2 separate regions of the Homo sapiens genome follow, and region 2 is linked to region 1. Evidence: chromatin loops called from intact Hi-C (ENCODE). Cell type or tissue: IMR-90. All regions are shown on one strand.

The links. A loop is a pair of places that touch in the nucleus more often than their neighbours do. Peaks named below come from ENCODE experiments on the same cell type or tissue, not always from the same donor. Only the 100,000 strongest peaks of a DNase experiment are listed, where the experiment ranks them.
Region 2: a loop joins it to region 1, with 4 times the contacts of the local background. A loop is called at or near these places in 2 of 110 quality-filtered maps.

Annotation. Positions count from the first base shown.
Region 1 is chr18:394,703-397,202 of GRCh38, reverse strand. The region is part of intron 2 of COLEC12 (collectin subfamily member 12); the gene reads left to right. The region is part of intron 1 of LOC107985155 (a long non-coding RNA gene); the gene reads right to left. Among named protein-coding and RNA genes, the nearest start is that of COLEC12, 100 kb to the left of the region's middle. RefSeq lists an enhancer at 1,992-2,500. In IMR-90, no CTCF peak of the experiment used is centred here; DNase peaks (open chromatin) are centred at 1,282, 1,562 and 1,992; H3K27ac peaks cover 1,000 bases.
Region 2 is chr18:321,631-324,130 of GRCh38, reverse strand. COLEC12 (collectin subfamily member 12) reads left to right here. Exons shown (of 10, transcript NM_130386.3): 9 at 2,324-2,469. Among named protein-coding and RNA genes, the nearest start is that of THOC1, 55 kb to the right of the region's middle. In IMR-90, a CTCF peak has its summit at 1,450; a DNase peak (open chromatin) is centred at 1,410; H3K27me3 peaks cover 630 bases.

The sequences.
Region 1 (2,500 bases):
AGTCTGAATGGATGATAGAAGCCACGGATAAGAGGGAAAGAACTTGGAGGACATACTGTACAAATCAGAAGGACAGGAAATCTCCTTGTCTTTCTATAGATACACAGAACTAAGGAAGGATCCAGGGAAAGTAGACACAAACTCAACAAAGCAACAAGGTCCATCCAAGATCTGGTTCCAGAGCTGACTGGGCATTCCAGGTCACTTGACAGATGGTGGTAGGAGATGCATTCGTGGGACCTGGGTGGTGTACATCACCCAGGCTGGCCTCTCCAACCTGCCCTCAGTGCAGTCCAACATTGAGAACACAGGCAAAGGTGGAGAGTGGGTTTTGACTCAAGCTTTTGGCCTCTTGCATTTAATCATCCAAGTGTGGCCTTTCCCAGTTAAGGCAAACAAACCTTAGAGTTCTCGTCACTTTTCAAGGTTTCTGGAAAGAAAAGGCCTATGAGCTCTTGCCAAGGCGGCTGCATTCAGTTGTCAGTTGTGCAGGTTTTGCTTTGCAGAAAGGCTTCCAGAAGGGCTGGTCCATCTGGAGGGGACACGTTTTTCTAACTCACACAAAGACATCTATGTTGACTGGCCTTGGCCAGGGCCTTGTGGTAAATTTTGGCAGAATAGAGCCAAAACCAGAAAAAGAGATTCAGTGGAGAAAACCCTAAATTGGATGAATTTTTACTTTTCAACCCATAATATGGCTTCTGTAGGCCCTGATGAAATCAGTACATGTTATTGGAGAAGCCACTGAGTAGGTTAGTAGGTTGTGTAAGTCCTGGCTAGTAGATTCGGTGTTGTTAGAGAAGCCACTTGGAGTCAGATTGGATGGTGGAGAGGAGCTGATGTGAAAATGTTTGCAATTACCAGGCTCTGAGACTGCAGGGATTTGGAGAAAAAGCACATCAGTTTTGTTTTGTGACCAGGACTTTTTGAGTTGTTGCACAAATGCTGTTTGTTTGCAGAAACTCAGGAGCCCTGTACTTCTTACTCATTACCTGCTGCCACTCTCCCAAACACACCGGTGTTGGGATCCTCCCCTTCCCCAACTGGCAAAGAAGGAAAGGGTTCTTTGTGACTCAGGCTAGGAAGTGACAGGAGAGCTCACTAGAGGCTGAGGGGTGCCATCTCCATTTACAAAGCTGATAGCAAAGTAATCAAACCTAGCAGCACCAAGAGCCTGGGGCAGCTCCTTGGCAGCGCTCTCCACCACATTGTGTGCTCTGGGTCGCACAGGGCCTGTAAATTGCACAGTAATGGCTGGGTCCACAGCAGGAATAAACATGTGCTTTGAATTTTCCAAATGAGTCAGACGCACGCTGCGAGATAAATGCTGATAGCAAGCAGATGTGACATGTGCTTTTCAAGAGGATGGATGGGGGGAATTGGGGATTGGCATCTTCTACACTCTTTGAGTCAATGGACTGACACCTAATGGGACCTGGTCTTTTAACAAGAAACATTGGGTGATGGGTGACATTTTCCCCACTTCTTTCTTTCCGTAAGAGGAATCTACATTTTAAGTCTCAAATGTAAACGTGCTCTGGTTCCAATTTGTCGGCTGACTCTAATCGCCTCGGAACTTATATAAACTCTAGGTGAGTAATTTCCCCAAGTACAGTACCCTCTTGGAATGCATGAGCTGTGAACTCAGATTAAACTTTTAACCTCACATTTTTCTGGGAAGGATTATTATCCCTGTTTCTATCGTTTGAAAAGGCCATCAGAAACTCCAAAAGGTCCAGTGCTCGCAGGGGTTGAGTTAGTACACTCTCTCAAGAGCCTGTCCCCTGTGCTGAGTATGCCTGGCCTCCCAAAAATGGGATGAGAGGGTCTGTTGTGCCAGAATTAAAACTACAAGGCACCAACTCTCTTGCCTTCCTCATAACACTCTCAACTAAATGTGCAGTTTGGAGGGCCCTGTGCCCTCCCAGCTCAACTGCAAAAGCCCTGAGTGTCTTTGCTGATGCATGCCATGTGCCAGTTGCCAAGCAACATACATAACACATTCATCAGCAGAGCGTGAGGTCTGAGTCCTAAATTTCTGCTGCATTCTTCCACACTTGGCTTTCATTCACCTTGTCTCCTTCCAGCAACTGGATCAACAGATGTTAGGCTTTCCCAGAGTGTTTGGCAGAACCAGTCCCAGATGCCAAGCTTGAAGATACAACATCTCTTTGCAACCTCTAATTCCTATCACTGTACTCATTAATCACTTGCTCAAACCTTTAACTGAGTCCATTAGGACTTCAATACCAGGTGTTTTTTTTGTTTTGTTTTGTTTTGTTTTTACTGAGTTGGCATCAACATGGAAACAAGTGGACTGGTGTATTCTCCCAGAAGCTTCTCATTATTTGTACTTAGTTTCTGTTTGATCACTACCAAGAGGCAGCTGGCATGGTGTCATGGGAAGAACAGTAGGCTTGGGAGTCAAGTGGCGCTTCTGCGGACAACTCATTATGGAGCCTTGGCCAAGTCAGTATTTTCGAAAGGGCCTCAGCTTCTT
Region 2 (2,500 bases), 73 kb after region 1:
GCCCACAGAATAAATTGTCCCTTCAGTCTGGCTTCAGGCTACCCACTTTCCACCCATTCTGGCCTACTGCAGTCACCTCCGCTTATGGCCACAGAACTGCATTCTGCTTTTAGTCCTAAGGAAAGCCTTGAGTACTGTATGTGAAGAATTCCAGTGACCTGGAAAAACAAATGGAGAAAGGCGATAAAGATTATCTCCTTTCTTATCACTCAGTTATTTCTCTGCCTGGTTGATACATCCTTTTTATTTATTTAACTTAAAATGACTTAAAAGGAAACGCAAGGGGAAAATATTAAGCAGGACTTCTAAGCCCAAAGAAGTCATATTTATATAATTTCCCAATTAACTGAGAAGTCAAGAATATCAAATATCCTATCATTATACATTCAGGAATCATAGATCTCAAATTTTATAAACAAAAATGGAATCAAACCCCCCATATTACTGGCAGAAATGAACGAAATGTATGTCCACAAGATTAAACTGCTCAGGCATTGTTGACATCTCCAGAAGAATCTCACAAGGTGAAAAGAGTTACACAAAAAACCAAATGTGAAAGTAAACTACTTTTCTTTCCAACTTCATCTCTATCTGGCGTCAGGCTGAGATTGTCACAGGCTGAGATTTTGAACTCATTGTGACTCATCTGTTATGTAAGCTGTAAGAGTTGGGACTTTGTCTCTTCTCTGCACTGCTATGTTGCCATCACCCAGATGATACCTGGCTCATAGCAGGAGTGCTATGGATGCCTGGTGTGAGTGAGTGAGTGAGACTATTTTCTAACTCTCCCTTCTAAGTAGCATCCCATTTTTACTCTCACCAATCGATGGTTTCCTCTGAATTCTCTTTCATCACTAGGTTTATTTAATTGAGGCCACTCAATGTATATATATATATGTATTTTTGAGATGGAGCCTCGCTCTGTCACCCAGGCTGGAGTGCAGTGGCATGATCTTGGCTCACTGCAAACCTCCACCTCCTGGATTCAAGCAATTCTCCTGCTTCAGCCTCCCAAGTAGCTGGGACTACAGGTGCCTGCCACCATGCCCAGCTAATTTTTGTATTTTTAGTAGAGACAGGGTTTCGCCATGTTGGCCAGGCTGGTCTCGAACTCCTGACCTCAGGTGATCCATCTGCCTCAGCCCCCCAAAACGCTGGGATTACAGGCATGAGCCACTACGCCCGGCCTTCATACTCATTTTTTTTAAATCCCAAAATACACATTTGGTGTGGGGGAGTCAGTTCTACCCTGTCCCCACCCTTTGACTAAACTTCAACTGTCCTTTCCCGCTGCCTCTGGTTTTGCGGGTGTTATTGTCCAAAGATACAGGGCCATACAGGCTGTCTCCTCGGGTGACCCGAGGACACCCTGTGGCCAGTGCGGTAATGAGTCATTGTTTATAGGAAGCACCCTCCGCTGCAGATGTTCTTCCAGACCCTCCACATGAGGCAGGCTTGTCCTCTCAGGCAGCAGCCACAAGCTTCTGTGCATGAATCTGCTTCTTAGACAAGATTGAACCTTCAAGGGGTGAGTCTGGAAGCACACCTGATTTATTCGTGGAAACGTAATCAAGAACTGTTATCCATGGCAAGGTGCTGTTCTGAGCAGCAGCATCCAAGTTAAGAAGCCCCATGTGAACTCATCCTAAAGAAAACTTGTTTTTAAGAATCTCTCTCCCAAAAAAGGGAGTGAAATGTAGGAGTCATTTTCAGTAAGATTAAGTTACTATTTCTTTCTAAAGCAATCAACCTTCTACAACTCACCCAGACAATCATAACCAGTTATTTGTAATTGTAGGTTCTTGTAAATGTATATCAAAAGTCTTTCACTTTCTCTTCCTGGCTCTTGGACTTGTTAGAGGCAAGATATTGAAATGTACAAGGTCCCTCTGGGTTCTCACAAGATCATGTGTGCGTGTGTGTGTGTGTGTGTGTGTATCATGTCCTCATAATGAATAGATATTCACACACATATATACACTCATGCCCAGAAGTCAGCATTCCAGTACACATTAGAAAGTTATTCATCTAACTGTCCCAAAGCAAGATTCGCTCCCTCTGCATTCTGATGAACCAGCCTAGTGAGTTTGGTTCATGGTAGCAAAGATCACAAGCGCGCAGGGAGATGCCGCATTATGCATTACTCTGCAAAACAGCTGCTCCTTTCTCTGAATAAGAGCATGTACTGATTTTTAAACTGCATTTTCATTCCAGGATAAATGACATGCTTCAATTTTGTTTTTTTATATTCTCTGCTGCTCTTGAGTAAAGAAAAGCTCTGCATTACTGTGCAAATAACATTCAATTTCTGTTTTGCTAAAAGAAATTGGAAAGCTGGACAGCCGGATAACTGGGGTCATGGCCATGGGCCAGGAGAAGACTGTGCTGGGTTGATTTATGCTGGGCAGTGGAACGATTTCCAATGTGAAGACGTCAATAACTTCATTTGCGAAAAAGACAGGGAGACAGGTGAGCAGTAGATGGGATTTAAGAGGGAGCT